Linked DNA regions of Mus musculus: region 2 is linked to region 1. The links are chromatin contacts, found by Hi-C or POLR2A ChIA-PET in ENCODE. All regions are on one chromosome and are shown on one strand. The core of a region is the stretch at or near the end of the contact, and the rest is flanking DNA. Distances in the headings are between cores, read along the strand shown.

Evidence for each region. A loop is a pair of places that touch in the nucleus more often than their neighbours do. ChIA-PET counts read pairs that join two places held with the same protein, here RNA polymerase II (POLR2A).
Region 2: a map of regulatory T cell shows a loop between it and region 1 (6-fold over the local background). The contact joins two enhancer-like sites. A Hi-C loop is called at or near these places in 1 of 37 maps with a recorded cell type or tissue (regulatory T cell). POLR2A ChIA-PET finds 5 or more read pairs at or near these places in 1 of 5 experiments (Patski).

Annotation. Positions count from the first base shown.
Region 1 is chr2:26,489,096-26,495,193 of GRCm38, forward strand. The region is part of intron 2 of Notch1 (notch 1); the gene reads right to left. Among named protein-coding and RNA genes, the nearest start is that of Notch1, 12 kb to the right of the region's middle. Within about 2 kb of position 1,661, at least 1 of the 3 ENCODE cell types and tissues checked has a DNase peak (open chromatin) inside an H3K27ac peak, as active enhancers do.
Region 2 is chr2:27,412,452-27,418,941 of GRCm38, forward strand. All of the region lies in intron 1 of Vav2 (vav 2 oncogene), which reads right to left. Among named protein-coding and RNA genes, the nearest start is that of Vav2, 12 kb to the right of the region's middle. Within about 2 kb of position 2,313, at least 2 of the 3 ENCODE cell types and tissues checked have a DNase peak (open chromatin) inside an H3K27ac peak, as active enhancers do.

The DNA.
Region 1 (6,098 bases), core at 411-2,910:
GTAGTGGGAGTTCTTTAGCTCCTGCCCTTGGTGGGTTTATGGCCAAGTAGGGCTGGGGAAAGGAGTAGGTTTACTAAACTTGAGATAGCTGGGGTGAGGAGGGGGTAGGGTGGGTTGTCAACACTGGAGCCCCTTCATTGGCTTCCCAGAACCCAGGGGCCAGAAGACCTTGTGAGAGAAAGCACTTTCAGAAGGGACACGTCTTGTAGGACCCTCCCAGCTCCACTGCTTTAACTGCTACATGGTGAGATGGAACTCTCAGTTTGGCACCTCAGTTTTGCAAGAAAGATCTCTCTCTCTCTCTCTCTGTGAGTGTGCCTGTCTGTCTGCCTGCCTGTCTGTCTCGAGGGGGGATGTTGAAGAGAGGCCCTTGCAGCAGGCACCAGCAGATGCAAGGTGCTGAGGGACTCTCACTCTGAGCATGGCTAGGTTTGAGTCACAAAAGTACAGTCCCTCCCTCAAGAAATGGACTCATTGCACAGGTTAAAGCCCCCATCTGAGGACTGGAGGCACCACAGGCCCCTATCTGAGCATCAAGGCTCTTGCTTATTCTTCTCTGGGACCAGGGGCCTGCACTGAGGCATCTGAGCTCCTAGGGCCCAGAGGCAGAGGGTGGCTCAGTGCATGACTGCATACCTCAGGTCCCCAGCACCACTGAGAGTGATGGTGGTGGAGGGAGCCCCTTGCCTTCTTTAGTCTGCTCTACCTGTGTCTGCAGCCACCCAAGTATAGCTGAAGCCCTTGTTCTGCAAGCTCCCACTCAACAAGTGGTGACCATTCTCTTGTACCCAAGGGATGGTTCCATGCAGATCCCTACCCCAGCCTGATTTTGTTCTTTTCAGTAAAAATACAGTAAAGCTTGCTGCCTGCCACCCAACCTTCACACAATGGGTCCAAAACCAGGGCTACCTCTCACTCAAAGCCCACCTTGTAGGATTTTCACAGGGTCAACAAACCCAGCCCCATCCAGGGCAAAGGCTTGGGGAGGGGGGCAGGAGAGAGGTTCTGGGACCTTGGCCCTGGAACCTGAGCAGAGACTAGCCCAAGCCCCCTAAATTCTGGTGCCTCGATGAAGGAAGGTGCTTACAGCAGGCTGAGTGACTCCCTGGTATCCTCCCTGGTTCAGAACAGTTGATTCAAGCCCAAGAGACAGGGGACCCCTACAGACTACAGTTCCATCCCTGCTCTTCCCCACACAACTCAAGGCAAAGAGCATCAAGTGCCTCGCTCTCCTACTAAACCTGCCTGGATCCAAACACTTGCCTGAAGGTCATTTAGAACATTGGGTGAGAATAGCCCTCTTCAACCCAGTTTCCTGCCTCACTGTGGATAGATGTGCACAAGCACGTGGGTATCTGCCAGCATCGTTCCTAGAGGGCACAGCAACACTGCTGCTTACAGCCAGCATCAGTGCCTCACCTGCGCCAGCAGGGAAGGCAGGCAGGAATAACCGAACTGTATTCTCCTCCCAGCCTTAGGGACCCTGGCTCCCACAGCGGCAGGAAGCTGAGAAGACAGCCAGCACTGTGGAAAGTAGACACCCCTGGACCAAACATCAACTGCTGGTCAGACTGGGAAAGCAGTGGTCAGAGGAGGAACATGGGTCACACTAGGGCAGGTGTAGCATGTGGACAGGTGGCTGCAGGGCTGGCCAGGATTGAAGCCAGTGTCCAGCTTTCCAGCTCAAAGAACCACTCCCAGCACACTCAGCTCTTTTGTCTTCAAATCTTTCCCCACAGTTGCATCCTTGGGTGGTTTAAAATACGCTGAAAAAGGAAGCTCAGGAAAAGCGCAGGCTTCCTGGCCTGGCTCAGGGAAGCCCTTTGTGTGGGAGACAGTTGAAGTTGGAACCTGCCCTCTAGGGAAGCCACCTTTTCCCACTATAGGGAAAACAATACTCCCCTCCAGGCTGCTGCCGGTGAAGGCCCCTCTGAGGGGGGCAAAAAGGCTCCTGGGGGTGGGGGTGGCATTAAACAATTTCCTGAAGTTGGTCTGTGGGAAGTGGTGACCCACGGGAGCAGGGGTGGGAGACTCCACCCAGTGTGCCCCTTCCACCATTGGTGAAAGCACCATCCAGCAAACTAGGGTCACCAGGAAGCAGGGGTCACTGCTAGGGTGTGAAAAACACCTGCTTAAGCTCCTGCCTCCACTAGGGACAGTTTCCTGCTTGATCATCCCAAAACACAGACAGTCCCAAGCTGCAAACAAGGCTGGGAATGTGTCTTCCCACATTCCACTCCACAATGCCTGCCAGCCACTCTGAGTGGTCCCTGGGACTCATGCGGACAAACCTCTGTGTGTGCAGCAGTACCAAGGAAGGCTAGAAATAGCCACAGTGGACAACGGCAGGCCACTCTGGAACTTAGCCCTGGCCCTGAAGCTGCTCCCACTAAGCAGAGGGAAAAGCTTTGTCCAGAGAGAGATGAAGCCAGAGGCCCCAAACTGAGATCTACAACAAAGCACCTGTCCATCGCTGCTTCCCCCAAATAAATGTGAAGATGGTGAGAGGGAGCTATCCAGAGACGACTCTGTCCCCCCTGCTCCCCCCCACCCCACCCCCCCACCCCCGCCCATCAAAGTTCAAAAGAGAAGACATGCTCCTACCTGGCTAAACTGGGCCCTTGGATGCCAGAAGCTTCACCTCACTAGACTCTTACTACAGTCCTGGAGGTGGGCTAGGCCCATTTTACAGATGGGAAGACAGAGGCTTAGCAGGCTCTGCATATACATTCCAGATTCTGTAGTGCTTAATTCCTGACACCCACAGTGGAACAGCCTTGGTTCAGAGAACAGTCACAGGCAAGACAGAGTAGCAGAGGCTCCCTGGGAATGTGAGAAGTTTCCTGTATCCCAAACTGCCTCATCTCTTTGGTTATCTGATCTCGGGGTTGGGGGGGGAGGGGACGCGGGAGGGCAAAGGCACACACAATAGGGGAGTTTGGCTGAAACAAAACTCCTAGGAAGGGGGCAGGGTTCTTAGTGAGGGACCCAGAATTGGGAAGCCCCTGCCACTGACTGCAAGGGAAACCTCAAAACTCTCAGCTTCACCAAACCCCTCAAGACCCTCCTAGCGGCTGGTCACCTGCCACCACCCCAGTGGCTATCGTTTCCAGTTGGTGGCACTGAAGATGTGCTGATGAAGCCTATGTCCAGCTACCCACTGGGGCAGAGCCACACTGGCTGCTGGGCAGACAAAGTGACACAGATCTTGGCTGCATTCTTCCAGGGCCCCCTAGGAAACCCGCTTTCAGTGAATTCTTTGAATGACTTGCTGAAGTGCAGACTGCAGCTTTGGTGGGGGACCCCAGAGGTCACCCCACTCCTCAAAACTCAGCAGCCCCCACTTCAACCAAATGTCTTCCAACAAGGAAGAAGTCCCCTGCTTGGGAGGTCCCCATACTGCAGCAGATAGGAAGGCCCCATCCCAATAATGGTCACAAATTGTCTCACAGTGTACTGGCCATCCATGAGAATCTTCTGTTCTGCCTTAGGACACAGGAAAAATGAGAAGGAGAGCCAGTTGAATGTACCCTGCTCTAGAAGGGGTCCAGGGAAGAGGAGGTACTCTGGGGAGGGAGCTGTATAGGACCCAGGGTGTCCCAGGCCAGTGGGTCTAGGACAAGCTCAAAGCTTGCAGGTCCTGGCCCCTCTGCCCCGTGGACACTGATGTCCCACGCTTGGCCTCTTTTCAAGTATCACTTCACTGGCATCCTGGTGCCCTCTCCAGTCCTTAGCTGAGACTGAGCACAATGAAAAGGACACGCCCCATCAGGTCTGAGCTGCCCAAGTCAGTCGGGCACCTTCTGCAGCCTCATGGTAACACACATGGCTCTCAAAGTGAGACCCCCCCCCCCAAAGACAAATGAAGCCCATATACCAGCAGTAAGGCCAGCCAGCACCTTTAGCTACAGTGGCCCCATGGGATCCTCCATTCACCCCAAGGATATGGGTCCTGTCGTAGGAAGAGGAAGTGTGAGACTAGTTGCAGCCCCAGCTCTGGAGGAAGGAAGTATCCTTTATCTGAGCTTTGACTAGGCACAGCCTACTGGAACAGGGGGTTAGAGGGGAAACAAGCCTGGCTCAGAGGCCAGGCATGAGTATACTGTGAGGAAGGGGGATCCTGCCTTCACTGTGGCTTCTTAGAAACCTGGGGCTACCCACCTGCCCCCACACCTGTTCCAGTCCATCTCACCAGACCAGTAGGCCAGACTCTGAGCCATGAAGTTAGGATGCAGTCACGGCCTGACCTGTCACAACACTGTTCCACAAATCAGTGCCCCACCTGGTTTCCACTATCGGGCCCTGAGACAGAGCTGAGGTCATCCTCGTCTGACCCTCAGAGGAGGAAGGAAGGAAGGAAAGCCCCACCTCGAAGGATCAACCTCTAGAAGCCATGAGCAAGCAGAGCCGAGAAGAACCAGAGGGCCAGGCACAAAGGCAGCATCTGCCCCTACGCCAGCCACCAGGCACATACACTGGAAGCCCCATTCCCCCCAACCCCCCAACCTCTCATTTCCAGTAACTGTGCTGTTTCCGCTCACTCAGAACTGAAACAGAGAGGAAATGGTGGGAGGCGGAGCTGCTGCCACTCAGACCTGAGCAATCTTTCCAGCCTTTACCACCCACATTCCTCCCCATGCAGAGCAATAGCCCTGGGAGCCTGGAGAGAGCAAGTCAGATCCCAGTGTGAGCTGCTTCCTCCCCGGGTCTCTCTGGGATCTGGTCTACAGTAGGGGATGCTGTGCACCAAGAACTCCATCTGCAAATCTACTTTTAAAGTAAGGACACTGGCACACTGGCTCCGCTGGTAAAATGACTGCTGAGCAAGCTAGAGGACCTAGAGTCAGTCCTCAGCACCCACGTGAGCCAGGAATGGCAGCACACACATTTGTCATCGTAGTGCCGGAGGTGGACATAGGAGGACCCTTGGAACTCGCTAGCCAGCCACTCTAGCTGAAGCAGTGAGTGCCAGGTTCTGTGAGCCACCCTGTTATAAAATATAAGATGGGGTGCAAAAGAAGACACCCAGTGTTGACCTTTGGCCTCCACACACACCCCAGTATACAAGTATACAGACATGAACACACCTACACAAACACACACAAAATATTGACTCAATAGGCAAAGTAGCTGCTGTGTAAGTACAAGGACCTGAGTTCAAACCTCTGGAAGGAACCCAGGTAAAACTCTGACATGTTGGCATGTAGCCCAGCCTTCCAGAAGAGAAGACAGGAGAAGGATCTCTGAAGCCCAATGGCTGGCTGGCTAGCTGAATTGGCAGCTTGAGGGTCAGTGAGAGACTCTACCACAAAAGATGAAGGTGGAGCATGTGGAGGAAAGCCACTGTCAACCTTGCTTCCTCCCCTTCCCACGCACCTTCCATGCATGTACACACACACACACACACACACACACACACACACACACACACACACACTTCTAGGCCGTGGGAAAACCTGCTTCAGGGAGCAGGCTGCCGCCCAGCTTTCTTCCTGAACTTGATTAAACACAGATGTTTCTCTAGGAAAGTCAGTGGCTTCCATGCAGCCTGCGGCTCCCCGGCCTCCCTGTGGCTGTGGCTGGGCTGTGATTCATACGGGGTGACCCACATGTGGTGTTAAGGCAACAGGGTGACCCAGAGCCAAGCTATGGCCTCGGTGCCTGGGTATCATCTTAAGAGAAGGACAGTCCTTTGTCCTCCAGCTCAGGTCTAAGAACTCTCAAGAAGTGGGTAGACATAGCCACTTTTCAAAATCCTCAACTGACGGCACAGAGCAAATTGCTCACACAAGACTGACAGTCCATGTGGCAGGACCTGCCTCCCCAGGCCTGTGCTGGAGCTTGGGTCAGGCTGGCCTCTGGCACTACCTGTGGGAGAATTTGTTCAGCAAATTAGCAGCATCAACAGATGACAGGGGGCTCGTTTACCTAGTTCAGAATGGTAGGTCTCCAAGCATGTCAGTTGCATAGGGACACCAAGCCAGGTGATAGGATAAACCAACACAAGCCCAATGACAACTCCTCTTATCTGCCTGTTAGAGCAAGGCTGGAACCAGCATTTGGCCGTATTCCATAACTGGAGACAGTCATTCCTCCCC
Region 2 (6,490 bases), core at 1,063-3,562, 920 kb after region 1:
AAAACAACCTGTGCTGGCTCCACCTCAGGACCATTCAGTGACTAATTAGACCCATCTTGGCAATCCCCAGAACTGCCCGGGGATTGCAGGCAGCCCGGCAGGCATCTCCCTGGTCCAAAGACACTACAGAGGCTAGCCCCTGGGCTGTGCTCTCTCTCTCCATCATGAAGCACTACTCTGGCTGGCTGGTCTACCCAGCTGCCATAGTAAGGAAGAAACCCAGGGGCCAACCTACAATCCAAGAACCAGAAGGCTAAGCTGTAGGCAGACTGAGGGCCAGAGCCTCTCTGCCAGGGTAAGCTAGCTGTGACTGGGGGCTGGTGCCGGCCCAGGGTGACCACTTCTCCTGCATCCTGGGATGAACACAGCTCATTCATGGGAACCAGGAGCCATACAGAACTAAGTACCAGGAGGGAGAGAAAGGGAAAGGATGAACCATGGAGATGGATTAAGAAACGGCTGATGTATTCTTACACAGTTTTACAAATGATTAAAGAAAGTGTTGTTTTAGAATGTAATGGGTTGTAAAGGGCCTGTTCATTCTAGCTCACGGAGAACTTACGGCCAAATGACACTTATTCTTTATTCTTTGGTAGATAGTGACATAAACTGCTGACTTCCTCCGTTGTTTGGGTAAGTTAGACATTTCTGATTTAAGTCCCAGAAGCTGATGTGTAAAATAGGAGCCTATCGCGTGGGTAGGGGTCTCCTTCTTTTTTTCTAGCTCTTAAAAAGTGGCAACTTCCTCAAAAAGGAAGAATTATATGAAACTATTGTATAAAGATATCCAGATTCTGATGAGCTTTAAAAATTGTAAAATATATTATATATCTTCATATGTAAGCCAAAAATGTTACAACATAAACTCTATAGCAGTCTTTTTGTTGTGGGTTCTCTTAGCAGACTTTTTGCCCATGGCTTCGCTGTAGCCTCATGAGCCTTAAAGGTGGTGAATTTTTCCATTTGCCTCTATATCAGGCTTTGTCAAAATCAAATAATCAGAATGTTATCATTTGGTCCACATAATGCTCATGGTGTTTGGAACTAGTAAAACTTACCAATCAGTAGTAATAGAGTATAAAACAAAATAAAAACCTTCAGATCTTAAGAAAGAAAGGAAGGAAGGAAGGAAGGAAGGAAGGAAGGAAGGAAGAAAGAGAGAGAGAGAAAGAAGCAAAGAAAAGGAGAAAGAGAGGAAGGGAGGGAAGAGAGAGAGAAAAAGAAAAGAGAGAGAGAGAGCCACTGTCATGGTCCACCCCCCACCTTCCCCACCCCCACCATTCTCAGAACCCATTCACTGAGAGGCCCATTCATGTCTGTGTGCCGCCTGGGTACCTAACTTTCAACAAAGGCAGTGGCTGGCCTCTCCCAACAGAAAGACCAGCTTCTCATTCACTAGCATCAATAGGGTAGACAGTTTATCGAGCAAAATGAGGTTCATGGGGCCCTGAGCAGACACACCACCAAAACAACCAGGGGCCATGAATGACTCTTCCCAGCCTTGAGACCCAGATCACACTGGCCGGCAGGACGCACAGTCCTCAGTGACTCAGTCCCACCCAGCCAGCGCCCACACACCCTCACTCCTAGGAAGCCCACTGCACAGAGCAGCCAAGCCTTAGTGCACATGTGAGTGAGATGTGTGTGTGTGTGTACACATAGGCAAGGCTGTGCATACACACAGCCAGGGTTTACCACTCCCCACCCTCTCCTTACAAGTCATTCTTAGCACCTGCTAAACAAACAGTCCTGAAGCCTGCCAGCCCTGCCACCCGACTCTGCACCGCATCTCAAACGCTCATGTTCCCAAAAATGCCAGGACAGGTCTGGGCTCCAGGGTGGGATACAAGAATATTACATCATCAACTAATCTTGGAAAAAACCGAGATCCACCCAAAGAGCCACGTCATTATTAAAAGCAGCCACTGCTAGAGTCTGCCCCAGACGGCTGCAGCTAGAGAGGCGCTGCCTCACTCCTACAGGAACGTGCCCCACCTCTAAGAGCAGCTGAAGAGGGGACTTGTCAACCAGAGCACGAAGCACAGAGCTGAAGAGTCACTGGCAGGGCAGGGCGGCTCGCCACAAGAGTAATTACACACACCATACAGCAGCTGAGGGGAAAGGCAAGCAAGTTCACCCGACATCCTCATCTTCCTCCTATCTGCCTAGGAAGCACGTGGGAACAACAACAAAAAAAAAGATCCCTTTACACAAGCCTGAAGCACAGGGTCACAGAGCTGCAGCCACCGGGATACCCTCCTCCATCACATATGCGGAGTCTGGCCCTGGCTCCTCAGGCTGGGAAGTGGGCACCTATCTCTGTCCCTGACAGCTCGGGGAGGAGCATCGGGTAGCAGGTGCCAAGCTGAAGACAGATAGAAGAGACCAGTGTTAAGGGGACGCTGCCTTCTGGAGACTGAGGGCGGAAATCTTAAGGAATCTCAGGCAGCTCCACCACCTCACCACCTCAGCAGAGGTGCAGACCCAGTGGGAGAAGGAAAGCCTGAGAAAAGCAAGAAGGGCCAGGCACTGTGGCATATGCAAGTAATCCCAGTACTTGGGAAGTAGAGGCAGGAGGATCAGGAGTTCAAGGTCACCCTCAGCAATATAGCGAGCTAACGAGCAGGCTGGGCTATGAGACGGTCTCAAATAAACAGAGAGCAAAACTAATTAAAGAGTGTGAAAGGTGAGAGTGGGTGAACCACCCTGCCATGGAGGCAACGAATAAACTGAGCTTGGAGAGGAACAGCAACTTACCAGTCTCCACGGCTGCCCTGCCCAAACTGTCTTCCTGTGTGTGTGCTCTGGGGTGAAAACAAGCAATGGCAAGTCACTTCAGGGTGGAGACAGGCACCCTGGGCCATCGTGGAGAGCCATGTATCCACCACCTATAGGTGCAAAGAGGCCAGATCCAAGCAACTGTGCCCCTCCTGTCCCTGCTGCTAAATAAACAAAGTAAGGACCAGGAAGGGGCACTGATAGGGAGAAGGGAGTGGAGGGGAGTGAGGGACGTGGGAAAAGAAGGAAGGTGGGTCTCAGAACAGGGTTGAATGAACATAAGGGACCAGAACCTTCCACCCACCACAACAGGGTGGGGCTGGGGGACACATGTCATGTGGTAGACAACACATGTCCAGCTGCCCTTACACCAGAAGACGTGACGCAATGGTCTTGGGCTGATCACCATCTTACACAGTTAAGAGATAGGGGCCTGTGCTCTTACATGACCACAAACCTCTGCATCTCACTGAGGCCAGAAAACAAGGCAGCGACGTGAGCCTCAGACCTCTGGGGTGCAGGTGCCTGCAGGAATAAGGCTCTGGGATTAGAAAGGGGGGCCCCTAAGTCAAAAATTCTTGAAGCAGTAGCGTTCCAGCGGTGGCCCAACACCATGCATCTCTTCTCCTTAGCCAACAAAGGAAGCCCTATGTCACACTCAGCACAGGCCCACGCCACCTGCATGTGCCTGGCTGTGCGCTCCAGTGTGTATGACAACAGTGACAATCAGAAAAGCCTCACTGCTTTTAAAAGGGAGATGACCTATGAAGGGAGGGCAGGAGAGGCACAGAGATAGAAACGACATCTGTGATGCCCAGGGAGTACAGGGTTCTGGTCCTGGAAGACCACGCCCAACTCCTACCTCAGAACCCTCCAGATGCAGCCACCGAAGGGCTTGATGTAATTAATACATGACCCCAAATGCAGCAACACTTTGAAAGGTCATCTAATGAAAGAAGATAAACAAGCAACCGGACCCACCCTGCACAGACGGCAAAGGGCTGAGGGGACTCGGACGGAGCAAGCTCTGTGATCCTGGAAACGCCAAGGCTAAAGAAATATCAGAAGAAAAGGGGACCAAACAACTGTGCCCGCCCCAAACCAAAAGCACAGAAAAGCAGCTAGGAGGGGCATTTATGGCTTCAGGTTTGAGTTGGCTCCAGGGCTGGCGCAGGCCCCATAAAAATTCTTTTAATCCTTCCTTATACAAACTCTATAAAGCATAGCAAACACACACAGACCACAGGTCACCGTTTGTAGCTGAGTCTGTCCTTGTGAAACTGTCACTGGCTGGCTTCAGGAAATCTCAGTCAGATCTGGCCCCAGGTCAAGCAAGCCTGGGCACAGACCTGTCACCTCTTCGACACTGTGGGGATTGCTATTCTTGTTTATCTTTTGGAGCCAAAAGCCAAAGATGGCGACAACCACAGGATACTACTATGCAGTCAGGAGGCCCCTGGGTGCCCAGGGGAAATCACAGGCTGAGGGTGAGCTCAGCCTTGCTGGTGCAGGGGGGTGACTAATGCCAAACAAGAGGTTCTGAGCTGACTCTGTTCTGTTGGGCCTGTTAGCAGCTGGATGATGGCAAGAATCTCAGCTCCAACTCTGCAAGGGGTGTAGGGTTACCCTATCCACAAAGCCCTTCTCAAAGTTCCGGTATTGTCCTTGTGAGCTTTGACTTCTTTCCTCTGCTACCTCAATCAGTCCTTAACCAAATTCTATCTTGTGGCTCTTTAAAAGTCCCCTGAGAAAGCTGGGCAAAGGTGGCACACGCCTTTAATCCAAGCATTGGGGAGGCAGAGGCAGGCGGATTTCTGAGTTCGAGGCCAGCCTGGTCTACAAAGTGAGTTCCAGGACAGCCAGGGCTACACAGAGAAACCCTGTCTCGAAAAAGGAAAAAGTTCCCTGAGAAAGTAAGGCCCAAGACCAACAGCCAAGAAGACATAAGATCTGCAAGAGATGGTTAAGTAGGATTCAGACTTAGGCTAAGAGGGACCAGGGCTCTGATGGTATGTCAATCACACCCTGCCCAAGCGCCTGAGGCCAGAACCAGGATGAAGCCAGTGGGTCCCCAGTGGTCTGCATAGGTCACTTTTGTGTGAGTGGGTGGGGTCTAGGATCCCAGCCCTGGGGGTGGGGGCGGGGGGGCGGGGGACTGTGGACCGACCACACTCCACAAAGGATGTTAACAGGTGGGAGGAGTGCACAGGAGAAAGGAGAAAAGGCAGAAAAGGAGCCATAGCTGTTCTTGACAGACAGGCACCCAGTGAAGGCAGGAAGCACCTTACTTAAGCTGCCTGTTTGTTAGTGCAGCTACTGAAATAAATTGGAAACAAGAACACGGAAAGCAAGGGGACCACCATCACCTGGCCAAGAAACCACCCTGAAGATCCTATGGGTAAGTGCCAGTCCCGGGCTCCTGCCAGCTTGCTTCTCTAATTATCAGGTCAACACACAAAGCTATCTCTGTAACACAATGACCTATGGTGGATGCTTTGTAAATAAGGTTGAGTCCCCTCCCCATCATCTGGAAACAGGTGAAGGATGGGCCAGGAAGCCATGTAGCCACAACAGGGCCAGCTAGGCCATGCCTAAGGCCACCTTCGATTCAGTTACTGGCTCCTGGCATCCCACTTCCCAGCAGCCTAAGGACCCTGCCAAATGCCTGCCTGCCCTGGCTGGTGAGAAGTCTGGGCCCCAACACAGCGAGTGAGCAGTAGGGCCTCAGCTGAGTCCTTATCTCTCCCTCCCCTCATGCATTAATAAGGCCAGAGTCACAGCTCAGTGCCCGGATGGTCAGGAAATAAATGCTCCCTAGAGGGTTAGAGAGATGGCTCACCAGGTTAAGAACACTGGCTGCTCTTGCAGAAGACACGGATTCAGTCCCTAGGTACAACTCTGAAGACACAAAGGTGGTATACGTCCATCTTCTGCCTGTGCAGTCTGGACGTGCCCAAGACGCAACAGAGAGGGCAGAAGGTTCTTTCAGTCACCTCAGACTTCTGAGTTGTTAGCTACCCAGTTCACCCAGGGACACGAGACCAGAGGAGCTTCCTCCTCAGGCCAGTGGGAATGACAAACAGGGCCTGACCTGCCAAGGGCTAGGGGACAGGAGAGGAAGGTGGCTGCCCCATGCAGCACGGATCTGGAGTAAGCAGCACAAGGGTGGGCAGGGCATGCAGCCTCCTGAGGCAGCCAGGCCTGCAGCATCCTGAGGCGGCCAGGCCTGCTTCCTGGCATACATCTCCCACAAAACTGTCCTGAGAGCCTGGGGTGGGGGTGTGGAGAGACAGGGACTATCATCCTATTTCAAGTAAGGAAACTATGTGCAAAGGACCCTCACCAGCCTGGCTTCCACATCTAGGACACTTGACTGAGGGCACTAAGTGACCGAGATCATCAAGGAAGTATGAGAAAAATAGGTCAGCAGTTTGCTCTTGTCCAGCACTTCCTGTTAGACAAGCTTGTCAAGGGTTTTTTGGCAAAGAGCAGACAGGGGCGAACCAGTATGGGGAGAGGGGGAACCAAGAGCCCTTCTCAAAGATCAGAGCCTGGGAAAGCACTGGAGCAGGAGGCGGGGAGGGGAGGCTGAGGAGCAATCGCAGGGCAATGACCAGGAAGTAGGAAGCAACTGGAGGCAGCCAGAGGCTGAGTTAGAGCACCAGGTGCCAGACAGAAAAACAAGGACACCTCCCACCCCGTTAGCATCAGC